Regions from separate parts of the Mus musculus genome. Here region 1 is linked to region 2. A link is a loop called in an ENCODE intact Hi-C map of the cell type or tissue named here. Cell type or tissue: left cerebral cortex. All regions are shown on one strand.

Region 1 (8,000 bases), 84 kb before region 2:
AGGCAAAGATACCCTGAAGAATCCTGAAGAAACCCTGCTTCCTCAAGGAAGACTTGGCACAGACATCTAGGAATTGAGGCACAGACTGAGCAGGTCCGGCTAAGCTGAGCTGAAGGGGAAGAGCTGATCAGGTGCTGCTTTGCACTTAGTGAAGGGACAGGGAAAGGCTGGGAAACAGCACTTGATGAAACAGTGTCCTTACGTCCAGCTTGGAGATCAGTCTGAACAGTCAAAACAAAGAGACTAGGGAAGAACAACAAAAATAACAAATGAAGCAAAGAGAATAGGATTTTAAGAAAGCCCGAACTCACAAAAATACAAGGATTCTATTCTAAGGGATGACCAGAAGAGGAGAGATGGGGAAGAACGATCATTTCAGTAGAGTCTGATCTTCCAAAGGGAAGGAACGCCTTAACAAGGGAGAGGAGCATTACTAGGTGAACAGACACAAAATTAGCGAAGACAGATTGAAATAACAAGGGAAACGTCTTGATAAAGTCATTTTAAGGAAATATATAATTGTTTTATTTATAATTCATATTCTTCTAAATTTAGTGTGCCTTTCATCTGACACTATCATAACCATAAAGAAGTGACAACCCCCAAAAGTTGAGATTACAACCTATCATATGACATAATCAGAGTTAAAGTCCTGGATTTAAAGGTCTATATATGAGGTAATATTTTATATTTTTATAATGGACAAATTAATCATGAAAAGAGAACATGGCAATGTTTATTTCTGAAAGCACTACCAGAATGGACTGGTCAGCAGGAAGAAGGCTCGTTTTTATCACTTGGCAAACTCCTACAAAGAACATTTAAGTAAGTATGAATATAGGGCCTTACAGGATGGTTTCAAAGTCTACAACTCGCAGGTATAAACACTGAAATTAGTTCAATCTTAGGGTGGAGGGAAATGGACATGTTTTCAGAGGTCCCTCCAAAATATCAGGTATTTTTTTCCTTGCCCACATATAATCTTGACATATCTCTCATTTTTAATAGCCACCCACAGAGGCTTATCTGAGTTTTAAAGAGTGGTGCTGTAAAGCCCTATCAGCACCTTTCAGAGGAACATGGTGAAGAAAAGGAGAGAACAGCACATGATCCCCTACCTTCTGTTCCAGGGTGCTTTAAAACTCCCACAGGTACCATCACAGTGGGAGGTGGAGAGCTCAGGGCTCCTGAGGCCTGAGCTTGCTGCAAGGGAGGGATAGTAGAACAGTATTCAGCAGGATTGTTAGGGTTAGGGCTCTGGCTTGAGGCACTCATCATGTTCTCCCAGGCTTGAGCTAAAGCAAATACAGACACAATCAATGTGAATGGATTGCAAAATATGGACATCAAGACCTTGACAATATTGGATAAATAACGCTGCTCCTCATTAACACTCATAGTATGTCTCTCGCCCAGCTAGTGAAGGTATTCCGGATTAGATGGCTTTAATTCAATTAGAGAGACCACTTAGCTAAGCAAATTATTTGATGAAAAATAGTAACTCCAGGACTGTTGATACTACTGTTAGTTATGTGTATTTGTTTATTTTTTTTAAAGGAGACCTTGTATTTCTTAAAAGGGAGGAAAATAACATCAGATCTGCAACTAAGATAACCTTTATATTGTCTATTAAAAAAATCAAAATCAGGGACCAAAAAATATAATTCCAATGTATTACTGTTTTAGTGTTATTTTTAGATTTTCAGGTTCTTTTTAGCTGAGATAAAATCTCATTTGAAAATTCAGAAGCTTAAAGCTCGGGAGTATGTGTCTCGGTATTTCTATGGTTTACACTTTAATTCAGAAAACACCTCTATAGAAGTATCCAGCTGTAAACCACTGCATGGACTTGGAGTGTCGAAAAAACATAGGATCTACTTGAACATGAAAATGTGCCACTATCATATGAGTGTGATCAACCAGTGTGATCAACAATACATTAAGAGTCTACATAGCTATAATCTTATTAACTACACACTGACATAACATTCTCTTTAAAAGTAAACAGAATGGATGGAGTTACAGAAACCAAAGACATCAAAGGTTTTTTGGGTTTTTTTTTTTTTTTTTGAGGTACAGGTACTATATGGCCAAGAACATGAACTACCCAATTTTTGAGCACCTTAAAAACAGGATACCACCATTCAACATCAAGGAATGATCCAAAAGATTTTGAATATTTATTTTGAATATGTATTTCCTCTATGGCTTGTAACAAAAGCTATGTTCATTTGAAAGCACTGGCAGGAAGAGGGAAGGAAGAGAATAGGAGAAAGGAAAAAGAGGGAACACTGAAAAGCATCAAATTAAATATTCAGAAAGAGACCAGGCTAAGCCATGCAGGAGGAAAGACACTGGCAAAACCAGAAGTAATTACCTTAGGATCCCCTGTTAAGGGCCTCCTTGGCTTAACAAAATGTAAGTGATTTCATACGAATCCTCTGCCATTTCCTTCATCTTTAGCTATGCCAAGTTAAAACAAATTGCTATCAAGTTGGAAGACCTCATCAAATAAAAAAGGCATTAGGTCCTGTGAGTAAGCTGTATATTCTTGTCTGTGGATCTGTATCCACAAATGAAAGCCGTGGAATAAAAAAACATCAGTTGAGCAACTCAGTGACATAACCACCATCCAAACACTGATCCGTAAGAGGAAAGAGAATGATTCGTGTTTCATCAAAATTTTAAGAATTCAGAAATGGGAGGAAATTAGGTAGATCATAGGATATTAGAACAGATCGGATAAACTGACATGCAATAGGTTAATAAGCCAGCAACAGGAAAACATCACTATGAGCAATGCAGACAGACAGAGCAGGAGGGATCTAAGAGCAGATAAATTCTAGTCTCCAGGGTGCCAGGGACATAGTTAGCAACAGTGTCCAGTTTCTACTTGGAATTGTTCTAGTAAATGTACAAAGACACATCCAAAGAGAAAATTCTATCGCATGGTAAGCTTTACTGTATTTATTCACAAGAATACTCAAGAATTTTGGTTTTGATATTTTTTTTTTGTTTTTTAACTAAAATGTCCATGGATTAATTTCTAGTCCCATAAAAGATGAATAATGATTAAGTTTTATCTTCCTTCTCTTGGCTATATTCTTTTCCCATGTAAAAGATATTGTTTTTTCAGAAATAACTGGCAAATAAATGCACAAATTTCTACTTGACACTTGATGCTAAAATACTTATTTCTAAGAAAATTAACATTGTTAAGAAAGTAAGTTCTGAGGAGAACCTTGGCCCAATTTTAAAGTCTCATAGCTATGTAGTCAACACACACCAGCCCGCCCCTCTCATCATCTGACAGGGACATGCAGAGTTACCCAACACCACTTTCTCAAAGGCTTCACTCTTCCCACAGAACCTACCTAGCCTTAGCATTAGCTCATTAAATCTGACAGAGGAGCTCTGCAAAGCTAACATACTTTCAAAGCACGGAGACTAAGCTCAGGGTTTTCAGTTACAGTTATGGCATTCGGGAAGGTGAACAGGGGAAAAGGGACTTTTCATAGGAATTCTCTGCACTGCCCAGTGACTGCATCCAGCTGTTTCAATACGTACCATTCATCAGCACTGAGTGACAGATTACACACACTCTGGCTTCCTTTCTGTCCATGTACAGCAGTTTGCATTTTAGGCTGCAGCAGGAAGCACAGAAAACCTGGGAAGAAAAAAATACACTGAACCATCAGGATCATGGTACAAAACAAGTGAACTAATATTGACCAGCACTGATCAAGAGTGAACCATATTAACTACCATACAACAGAATCAAAAACAAACAAACAAATATAACAACAAAAACTGCAGTTCAAGAAGCTAGAATGCAAAACTAAGGGTGAGATCTACAATTTTATAAGGAACTCAATAAAGCTTGATGAAAATAAAAATATTGGCCATGGTCACACAGAAAATACATAGCAAGGAAAAAAATAAAACAAGATTTTAGTTACCCTTGGGCAAATTCTATATAACACCAGTACCTAAGAGATTGTTGCATCCATTTATCTATATAGGAGAAGGAAATGATCAAAGATGACAAGTTCTGAGTTTTAAGTTCTGTTTTCTATTTCCTAATAACCATACTAGTTTGCTATGAAGAATAAAATCAAAACATACAACTCAATAATAAAAATCAGCACAGCTCTAGCTATAGAAAGCCAGAGCAGGTCACATAGTCAGCCAGGCCATGTTCTAATCCCTCATTCTCACCTTCTGAGCTCAGCTGGGGCCTCCCTTCCTCTCCCTTTCCACACCGTGCAACAATTCCCCAGGTTCTGGTTAAGATTGATCTTCATGGATTCTATAGTCACTTACCACATAGCTTTGTAGAGGAAGAAAGCCATTCCCAGTAAAATAAATTCTATCCTAGTTTTCATGGCCTGGAATTATCTTATGCCTCATAAAATTGAACTAAGAGATGAAGAATCATATCAAAGTTAACATTAGTTAGAGCAGCTTTTTTCCCATTTGGGGAAATGGACATATTCAGCTACTATTACTAATTTAGTTTATAGAGGACTTTGGATTTTTCCAATCAACTAAGATATACAGAGTACAGAAGGTATGCTAGACTTATCTTATCCAGGAAGAAACTAAGGGTTATGTTTCTACTTTCTTTTTCTGAGACAGTTTCACTCTGTAGCCAAGGCCTTGAAATTACAGCAATCTTCCTCCTGCCTCAACATTCTAATTGCAAGGACTACGAGTATAAACCAGCATATGCAGCTAAGAAGCTGAAGAGCCAGACACAGAGTCATTAGGGCAAGCGATGAGATCCTCTGGCTGGGTTCTGCATGAAACTCTTGAGTAAGCTGTGTGCAAAGCTAAGAAGTTAAATTCTACATTGCAATGGAAAACTTAGGATATCTAATTCTAAATGTTGGTGTGCAAGAGAGGCTATGTGCTATACATGTACCATGTGCATGCAGATACCCACGGAAGCCAGAAGAGGTCACTAGATTCCTTGGAACTGCAGCTAACAGACAACTGTGAGCCAAGCTGCTCAATAAATCTTAGCCATATGTAAATGTTCAAGTTAAGTATAATCCCCTCCACTTTACAGATGAACAAACTGCCTTGCCTAAAACTAAAGCAGCAAGTAAGCAGCTATAACGATGTTCAAAACCTGGATCACATTATTTCCAAAGAGAGTTCAAGGCTGAATAGGTAATCACCTAGTATATTTACAATATTTAAGAAATACTGACCCCACTTTGAGCCTTCTTAGAAGGGGAACAAAATACCCATGGAAAGAGTTACAGAGACAAGTTCAGAGCAGAAACGGAAGGAATGACCATCCAGAGACTGCCCCACCTGAGGATCCATCCCATAAACCACCACCAAACCCAGACACTATTGTGGATGCCAACAAGAGCTTGCTGACAGGAGCCTGATATAGCTGCCTCTTGAGAGACTCTGCCAGTGCCTGAAAAATACAGAAGTGGATGCTCACAGCCATCCACTGGACGGAGCACAGGGTCCCCAATGAAGGAGCTAGAGAAAGTACCCAAGAAGCTGAAGGGGTTTGCAGTCCCCTAGGAGGAACAACAATATGAACTAATCAGTACCCCCAGAGCTCCCTGCCAGCAACCAAAGAAAACACATGGTGGGACTCAAGGTTCAGCTGCATATGTAGCAGAGGATGGCCTAGTCAGGCCTAGTCAGTCATCAATGGGAGGAGAGGCCCTTGGTCCTGTGAAGAATGCCAGGGCCAGGAAGCAGGAATAGGTGGGTTGGGGAGCAGGGGAAGGGAGGAAGGGGATAGGGGACTTTTGGAGGGGAAACTAGGAAAGAGGATAACATTTGAAATGTAAATAAAAAATATCTAATAATTAAAAAAAAAAAAGAAATTCTGATCCCATGAGGCTGGTGAAATGGCTTAGTGGATAACGTGCTACAAAACATGATTAGTGACCTGAGTTTAAGCCCCAGAACACATATAAAGGTAGAAAGTGGAAGGAGAGGACTCTACACAGTTGTTCTCTAATCTCCACACACAAGGCCTTGCACTTGTGCACACACACATCATTTGCACACAGTGAATAAACAGACACTGACCTCTTTTGATCTTCACAGTGACCTTAGCAATATATTTCAACCAACTTTTAAACAATTTACTACTCTTTGTTTTTTAAGGAACAATCAGTGACCTTACCTTGCATTAACATTTGAGGGCAGAAGCAAGTCTTATGTAACTGACCACTGAAGGTATAAACCAAATCATAGCCTGTTTGAATGTTCTGCCAATGCAGATCTTATGAAGGTTATTCTGTATTCATTGTTCAAATTCTCAAATGAAAAACAGAAATGGCTGTAACTTAACCAAAAAAATTCAACGTGCAATTTTATTTAAATTAAAAAAAATCAACACCTAAAATAAAATTTAAAATGCATTTAAAAAAATTTTCTGTTTTGAAGTATATTAACAAATTTTTCTTTGAAAATGATGACATATCCACTATGGAAATCAATGTGGGGTTTCCTCAGAAAGCTGGGAACAGATCTACCTCAAGATCCAACTACAGCAACCACTTGCTCTTGGGCATGTACCCAAAGAACTCTATATCCTACTACAAAGACACTTGCTCATCCATGTTCATTGCTGCTCTGTTCGTAACAGCCAGACATTGGGGACAGCCTCGATGTCCATCAACAGGTAAAAGGAAAAAGAAAATGTTGTGCATTCATGCAATGGGATATTATTCCAGGGTTAAAACATTCTCCTTAACATAACCTGCAGTCTATCTGACCTGCTCCCTGACTTCCTCTACAACATCTTCTTATGGGACTCTTTCCTCATTCACTACACTTTACCAAGGGACTCATTTCATAAACAGTGCTTTTCTGCCTCTGGTCTTCCTTCAGGCTGTTCTTTTTGGAATATCAAACGTCGGTTCACACAGGCCTTTGCAGCATGCCCTACACATAAACGACCTTCAACACTAACTTTCTTGTTTATTTCCTTCATAGTCTTTACCATAACTTATATATGCGTGGCTTTGGGATACATAATACACATGGGATTATGGATAACAGTTACTGTTGATATAAACTCCACACTTGGTACAGAGACAAATGAGTGAATAATCAACACAATCAATCAGCCAACTATGACTTGTTTATTCATTGGCAACAAATGTTTATTGAACACGGTGAAGCTGCAATTACTGTGCTGTATACTGGAAATGCAAATAACAACCAGAATAAATGCCAGGGTTCGGTACAACAGAGAACAAAGACAAAGCTGTGTGATAACTGCTCTGTGATAGGTCAGAGTTTCTTTTAATCAACATAATCTTGTAGAGAGTGTATAATGGGAAATTTTTCCCTAGCTTCATTAGAAATCACATTGAACCTGCTGGTCTTATTTGACCATGCCAGAACATGTCAGGTAGAGTATAAGGGGAAACTGAATTGCATGTAATATCCTATTTAAAGAAGGTAATTATTGTTCTCATATCTGTTGATTCCCATCAGTACATAAATAAGAATCTATGGAGGTTTGAATGAGTATGGCCTCCACAGGCTCCTGTGTTTGTATACATAGTCCCTAGCTGATGAACTGTTTAAAAGGATATAAGGTATGTCCTTGTTGGAGGAGATGTGTCACTGGGAGTGGGCTCTGAGGATTCAAAAGCTCTATCTGCTGCCTGTGTAAAGCTCTCAGCTACTGTCCCAGTGCCATGCCTGACTGCTTCCCATTGTCAATGACAATGACAAACTTGTCTTTGTCTCAATCTATTTTTTTTTTGTCTCAACTTACTGTTAAATAAGAAATCTAAGAAATACAACTGTTTTAAAGTATTTCTTGGGCTGAGAATGTAACTCAGTTGGTAAACTACTTGCCTGGTAGTACAGACCTGTAAACCAACACTGCAAAAGTTCAAGGGTTGTCTTCAACAGCACAGCTAGTCTGAGGTCAATCAGGGCTTACATGAGGTCCTGCCTCAAACAAACAAGAGGTGTGAGGCATACACATCTGTAATCCTATC
Region 2 (8,000 bases):
ATACAAATATACATACTGTTCAAATTTTTACAATACTTCAGGTCTCTTAGTTGGACTATTTAAAATAAATTCAGCAAGGCACAGTGGTTCTTGGCTATGATCCCCTCACTTGGGAAGTAGAATGAGAGATCGAAGTTCAGGATCATCCCCAGCTACCATCACAAGTTCTAGGCTAGCCCAGGCTACATCAGACCTTACAGAAAGTTCTAGGCTAGCTCAGGGCACATCAGACCTTACAGAAAGAAAGAAAAAAAAATTAAAGCACTACCTAATTTATAAAATGGAGAACTTATAAATAACAATTTCAAAGTATTTCATTAAATAAAATTTATGATGAAGCATGAGACATTCTATTAACTATATAATCAAAATACTAATTCTGTAAACTTGTCTCATCCTTAATTTGGCAATCTTTGCAATCGGTCATGCTAGCTTTATTTTTTAGCAGAAAACTGAATAATGAATAATCTTTTAAACTTTCTCAAAACTCAAAGAAATATACTTTCCATTTCTAGAGTAATGCTTATTTATATATAGAACAAGCTCTGATTTACTTAATCCTCACAATAATCCTATAAAATGTATACTATTAGCTTTATTTTATAGACGAATAAAGACTTAAAAGAGTGTAAACAAGACTGATCAAGGTTATAAGACACATATGTATGTGTATATATACACACACACAAACACATACACATATAAATGTATATGTATGTAAGTTATAAGAACTCTGATTCTTGTAACTTGGGACTGGAGAAATGGCTCAGTGAGCAGATGGCTCACTGGCTGCTCTTCCAGAGGTCCCGAGTTCAATTTCCACCAACCATTTGGTGACTCACAACCATCTATAATGGGTTCTGACGCCCTCTTCTGTCATGAAGGCATACATACAAATAGAGCAGTCATATAGATAAGTAAATCTTAAAAAAAAAAAAAAACAAAGAACTTTGATTCTCATCACTATAGATTATAAGGAAAAGTCTATGTTTTGAGTAGTACTCTTCAGTTCTTAAACTAAAGTACATGAAGTATTTTTGTCCAGCATCTGCAACTCGGTATTTTCCAACGATAAGTACATACCAAGAATGTCACTCTATATACTAATTCACACACTGCAGGGCAAATATACAAAAATGAAGTGAAAGTGAAGACCAATGTAAAGCTGGAAGTAAAGTAACACGTCTATCCCAGGCATAGAGAATATTGGTTTAGTTAAAGAGGAAATGAAAAATATGTGCACATTACAATAAAAATTTTCCCATCAAATTTTTTTCAAAAATCCAAAAGTAGAACTAGTCGAAAGAATGAAAGAATGAAAGAATGAAAGAATGAAAGAAAGAAAGAAAGAAAGAAAGAAAGAAAGAAAGAAAGAAAGAAAGAAAGAAAAGGGGCACTGGATAGAGGTCCTGAATTCAATTCCCAGCAACCACATGGTGGCTAACAACCATCTGTAATGGGGTCTGGTGCCCTCTTCTGGTGTGTCTGAAGACAGCTACAGTGTACTCATCATATATATAAAAATAAATAAATCTTAAAAAAAGAAAGAAACAAAGAAAAGCAAGAAGACAAGCTATAAGTACACAGTGTACACACGCTCTGGCTTTTATTTTTCTTTTCTCCAAAAGGAAAAGTGGGCATGACCATTTCTCTTTCCTGTCTATGATCACTTGCACCTCACAGAAACAAACGGCCCACTTCCCTGGAAGGGCTACCATTACTACAAGAAAGTATAAGAAACTCAGAGCCTAAGTATCTCATTGCTCCTCACATCTGACTCCACACTCTGTACCACAGCATGCAATGCAATCAATAATCATAAAGCATGTATATACCACCCCTAGAAACAAAAGAACTTAAACTAAAATCTAGGCAATTATCTTTTAATCAAGCTTTGTACTTTGCAACCACCAGTCTGTGGCCAGCACATAAGAGGAGCCAAATAAACTTCAGTGAATGGAATAAAAGTGGCAGCTTAGCAGCAGAGGAAGGAATGAGTTCATCCCTACTCATTCACTTGTTCTTTCTTCACTAGGGAGTTAATATAAAACTAGTACTTCCCAAGCGACACATGCTACTCTTTCTTTAAAGAAAACATTGAATCAGGAATTGGAAAATAAAGGAACATTCCATATGATTTTTTTCTCAATTCTGAGAATTAAACTGGGGGGCTTACACATTCTAAGCAAGTCCTCTTCTAGAGTGACCTCCCATTCCTTAGGGATGCATCTTGAAGGGCAAGATCCTGGATGAGACACAGAAGCCCTAAGCAGAGATCTACCTCATTTCACTCAGTTACAACACTTTTCTGACCCAGCCATGTAACAGTTAATTAAACTTGTCCTGCTTCCACAATTAGCTAATTGCTAGCAGAAACCTTGGTCATTTTTGTATTTCCCAGAACACCTAAAACAGAACCTGATATTATTATCACCTAAAATTATATTTTAAAAATTTATACAATACTTTTTGTATGCTGTCTTCTAAAAGCCTTCTAAATACCTAACAGCATTTTACAGACAATATTGACATTTATTCATTGCCAAGATGAATAACCAGATAGTTTTCCTTAACATTCCCACCAAAGGCTTACCATGTTTGTTGACTGAAACAGCTGTTTTTCTATCTGCATTACAAAACCATTATCTGTTGCTATGAAGACCATCTGTAAGCCACTTAAGAGTAATAGTTTTGCTAGAGAGAGGACAATTGTGTCCACCTAAGCGAATCTCTTTTATCAATTATGTCCAAATTTAGTAGTACTAAGAATCAGGAAGGTTGATTTAAAAAAATCAAGATCTTCGAGTTATACCTACAATTCTGATTTAGGGGACCAGGAATAGAATATTTTAATCAGTACCCCCAATTCTAACATTGGTCTTTAGAGACACACTGAGAAAAGAATTCGACTTTTAAAACCTAAGTTAACCAACATACTAATCAAGCCAATGTTTTACAGTTAAAAATGCTTACACAAGATCTGACAAAGGCAAGGCTACAACACTAACACAATGGGTCCTCAAAATTCATCAACATGATGACCCCCTTAGACCTCAGGAGATTCCCACGCTCTGTAGGAAGGTTAAGTCAGGAGTCTTACAGGTAACTATGCATATTAACTGATGGCTCTAACTCTGATAATTAGTAACATATTTTATAAATTTTAAACAAATGTCTGGCTGTAAAGTGGACCAGTCAGGCATTCTTAATTTAATTCCAAAATATAATAATAATTTTATAAATCAGTACACTCTCACTGTAAACTTTGAATGACCATCAAAACATATGACATTACTAGTAATCTCTCTCCAGTTATTAAGTACATATTGAAAGCCAATATAGTACCTCTCTGCGTATCCAAATTTTCTACTATATATACATATTTTCATGCATTGACGTTCTAGATGTACATATAAGTCCTATATAGTAGAAAAATGAGAATAACCTGTAATCACATTTATCATAAACAAGAAGCACCCAATATCTGACGTGTAATGTCAAACTACAATCACTAACTTTTTTTTACATCCTTACCAGAACAAAACAAATCATTTTTCTTGTACAACTGAGTTTATATCCCATTTTCGGCATGTCCTTGCAATTAGGGTAATTAGTATGATTTAAAATCTTCTTGCCATCCGTTCTCTATTTGAGTAAAACATTTTTGTACCAAGGACTGGGGCATTAAAACATTTCCTGTCTCTCTAAAGGTGGAAAAGACATCTTCCTAAAAGATTTTTTTTTTCTTTTTTTAACTGTGAGTAGCTAGGAAACTTAGCATAGCAAAGATGGGATGGGGCTTTCTCCAAAGCAGACCTCGCTCAGAGACAAGATGTAACATAAGGAGGAAAGGATGAGCTAGCGGCAGGTGATGAAATTTCACCTCAAAAAAGGACGCAAAAGGCTGTGTCTCCAGCAAGGGAGGCGTGAATGCTACTCCTGGAGTACCAGGGGCTCCGAGTGCCCCGCACTCTCTGCACCTCAATACTCACCACTCCCCACCCAGGGGGTGGCTCCGCAGGACTCAGTACGCGGAGCAGGCAAGCCAAAGCTGTTTGCAAACAAGCGTCCTCTGCCTCCCTCCGGGATGTGCTCGAAGGGCCCTGGGAAGGAAGGCACGCTCGGCCCCGCCCGGGACAAACGCGAAGGGCACCGGTGCGGCCGCCAGCCCGATCTTCACGTACCCGGCCGCGCCGGAACCCAGGCCCGGCTAAGGGCTTCCCGGCGACTCGGGGCCTAGTCGCCCCCCGCACGCCTTCAATCTCCCGGGGACCCACGGAGAAAGGGCCGAGGCCCCAGAGCTCCGGGGTGCCCGCGGCGGCCGCACTGGCAGGACGCTCCGTCCGCCCGGCCCAATAGCTGGCGCCAGGACCCCTGGGCGGCGCAAGCAGACGAGCCCCGAACCGCAGCGCGCCACACTCACCGCCTCTCCATGGCCCGGGGGTCGTCACTCAGCCGAGAGCCTCGTCCTCAGCGGGGCTCCGCCGCGAAGCCTCGCACTCCTGAGGGGGCTGCGGTCTCAGCGGCCGGGACTGAGGCCCAGCGCCCCTCCAGCCGCCTCAGCCACGCGGGTCCGGGAAAGCGCGGCCGAGCGCGGCCGAGCGCGGCCGGGGGCGCAGCTTACGGCGGGACAACCGAGGCGATGCAGGCAGACGGGCTCGGCGAAGCCTCGGGCGCCGCCGCGGTGGCCGCTTCAGCCGCCCGCGCCGCTGGGCCACAGCGCCCCCTGGACCCCACGTCCCGCTACGGCGCCGGGACTGCGGCGGCCGCACCGGGCACGAGCGGCAGGGAACGCGAGGCAGCGCGGCCTGGGGGTGGCGGGGCCCCGTGCGCCCTGCGCCGCCCGCGGCCCGTGGCCCGCCCCTGACGCGGCTTCCCGGGAGCCGGAAGCTGTCGGCTCCCCCCACACCCCACCCCCGTCAGACCCCAGCACCTTTTTCTTCCCTCCAAGAAGGTATGTGAATGCTTTCGTCACTCGTCTCCGAGAGCGGGAATGTGAGGGAATCTCGGTTCATTTCTCGTGGAGACAGGGGGTCCCTTTTAATTCCCTCAGTGCGTCAGTATGAAAGGAGCGTGACCCAGAACAAATCCCTTTTTTCTTTTCCTAAGCACATGCACAATCCCTTCCCAAAGCAGATAAAGGAATCATCTTTGACCTCAACTTTTTTGGAGCTACTGTGCAGATTCACTACAGAAATGTGCTATAGAATTCCTTAAACCCTATCCTTACCTACAAAGTAGGGGGGAGAAAACAAAAAACAAACAAACAAAACAAAACAAAATTTAAAAAACGCTGACAAAGAGAAGAGAATAACCAACGGGTTGTCCTGAAACCGATAAACAACTTAAAGGTAAGAAAAGACTCATCCTTTTACTAACTTAACCCTGGCCACCACCTCTACCACTTCTGGGTCACCCACCCCTTATCAAATCCTAGATAAAAACTCTGAAAGAAGGAAATTGTTGTGGTTATATTAAAGGCTATGCAGTCATTTTGTTTACAAATGCCTCCTGTTTGATCTTGCCCAGCCTCTAGGATGCTAACATAACGTCACAACTAAAGACTGTCAGAAGGGAAATAGGAAAAAGAAAAAAAAAATTTTAAATCCCCTGGTCCCTCAAATTCCCAAATACTGTGTTTGTTTGGTTGGTTGGTTGGTTGGTTTTGTTTCTGGGAGCTATACTGGAACAAGCAAGGACTTTGGTGTCAGGCAGATCCTGATGCCACTGGTTCCAGTTACATCATGTAGAGTTTTATGACCCTGGCAAGTTATGTAATATTTTTGAACCTCTGTTTTCTCCTGCCTGCCTAGCTGGTTGTGAAGGTTGGGGATGGAAGGACGGGCCTATAGTTCCAATTTTTGTTAATTCCAGAACACCCTAACACTTACTTAGTCATTCTTAATCTGGAGATTGTGCCCATCTGTGTGTGTTTATCCCACCACACTCCCCAACCCCGCTCGTGTGTGTCTGTGTGTGTGTGTGTGTGTGTGTGTGTGCGTGTGCGCGTGTGTGTGTGTGTGTGTGTGTGTGTGTGTGTGTGTGTGTTCCTATCAAAAGGTCATTCTCATCATCCTGGTCTAAGTGAAATTTCCCTGAATTTCACTCGTGCATTTATGTAACATCCTCCTCTGAAGAGGAGAACCTAGTACACTGGATCCTTTGACATTCTACAGCACAGCAGATATCAAAATAGAACCAGCACATTTTTCCTGCATGAAAATATTATAAAATATTATAAGCAATCTTGCCTTACCTTAGATTATGGGATAATAGTAACAAGACATGGGGAAATTACATAAGGAGTCCAGGAGCTGTTCAAGTAATAATTGAGCAGCCACCCAGAGAAAAATATAACCTAGCAGTTCTTTTCTCATCAATGAAAGCTGTTCCTGTACAGTCCCAAGTCTGCCTTTGCCACTTATCTCTGAGTCACATTACACACACACACACACACACACACACACACACACACACACACAATCACTATCCCCTTTTTGTAACGACAGAAACCAGCTCGGAGGAAATGGTGATTCATCCTCACAGCATCTCTAAGAACTCAGTACTTCGGCACCACCACCAAGGGGCATCCAACCGAGAGAAAAGCCGCAAGGAGTCCCTATAACCTAGGGTCTCCTGTCTGATAGCAGTCTTTTCTACAGTAACAAGAGAACACTGTTAGAGTGAGTTGCTATTGATACCATTTGTGCTTTAGCATGGGCCCTTTAATTTCCATCAGTTTGGCTCCCTGACATGACATTGGCACTGTCCTTTCCAATCCAAGCTCACTGCCACTGCAGAAAACCTACATTTGTTTGTGAATAATCAGGACGTCTAGGGTGTAGCTACAGCATGAAGATGATTCATTTGTTCCCAGGACCAGTTTCTTCTTGCCTCACACGTTCTTCCCTTCTATTCAAACTCTTGCTGAGGGAAGCTGCTTGATAGTAACTTGCTTAAAATCGTTCTGTCATATGCTGGCCAGATGGCTCAGTGGGTAAAGGGCCACACCTAGTGATCTGAGTTTTATCTCTGGAACCCCAAGATAGAAGGAGAGAACCAACTACCCAGGAGGCATGCATGCACCCACAGTAGGTCTCCTTTTGTCTGCTCCCATTTCATCCAAGACTGTTTCCCCTCCTGCTTCCTCATCTTACTCTCAGCTCCTGACCTATCTCTCACCTGCCTCCTTTCTTCTGCCTAAGATCTCTTTCTGTTTCAAACCACTTCAACTCGAAGTCAGTTGTCTTGATTCTGCCACTTTCTGTTTGCATTGATTTCCACCACTCTCCGATGACTTTAAAGTATAGCTTAACGCCCCCCCCCTGTAGAATTCCCCACTTCCATGTCTATAGAATTGACATCCTTTAGAAAATCAATATTGTAAGACTGTTTTCATGGAAGTTTGGGATCATCTTTAGTAGAATTTTCTTTGCTCTTTAAACTTTGGGTGAAGCCAGGAGTGCTTCTCTTCATCCACTTGTATATTTGTTTACTTCAAAGGCTGAGGCAAAGGGATCACTATTGTCCAGGAGTTGGAAGCATACCAATGTAGGCAACATACCAATAGTCTCATCTCAGAATTTTAAATGGGGGCGGGAGAGAGATTCAGTGACATCATCATCTAACAGGTGCCTAATCCAGATTCTGGTTATCATATTTAATTGTTAGCACTCACTACTGGACAGTTGGTCACAAAACCTAACAAATTCTACTTCTTGTTTTGTTAAATTATCCTTCTCCTTTCACACACCTCCCTGCACACAAAGGTACAAACCTTTTGATCTAGGATATTTGAATAAATTTTAAGTTTACAGAAGGGAAAGGGGAAAGAGAGTAAAATAAATAAATTTTATATTTGTGTATAAGAATATATACTGTATAAATTTTGTTGAAAGAGAAACATAAAATCTCATCTGCGTTCTTTTTAACCCTGTACTTTCCCAAGTTATAATTCTTCATCAGTACAAGGTCAATACATATTTCCCTGTATGCCTCCC

Evidence for each region. Peaks named below come from ENCODE experiments on the same cell type or tissue, not always from the same donor. Only the 100,000 strongest peaks of a DNase experiment are listed, where the experiment ranks them.
Region 1: it touches region 2 in a loop (2.0-fold over the local background); 15 of 42 quality-filtered maps call a loop at or near these places.

Annotation. Positions count from the first base shown.
Region 1 is chr4:108,692,202-108,700,201 of GRCm38, forward strand. It overlaps Zfyve9 (zinc finger, FYVE domain containing 9), which reads right to left. Exons shown (of 19, transcript NM_001384118.1): 5 at 3,568-3,667; 6 at 1,119-1,295. Among named protein-coding and RNA genes, the nearest start is that of Cc2d1b, 76 kb to the left of the region's middle. In left cerebral cortex, a CTCF peak has its summit at 4,939 (motif pointing right); a DNase peak (open chromatin) is centred at 4,965.
Region 2 is chr4:108,776,030-108,784,029 of GRCm38, forward strand. Zfyve9 (zinc finger, FYVE domain containing 9) reads right to left here and starts at 4,810. Exons shown (of 19, transcript NM_001384118.1): 1 at 4,424-4,810. In left cerebral cortex, CTCF peaks have their summits at 1,469 (motif pointing left), 4,708 and 6,650; DNase peaks (open chromatin) are centred at 4,116, 4,776, 5,711, 6,171 and 2 more places; H3K4me3 peaks cover 3,232 bases; H3K27ac peaks cover 3,230 bases.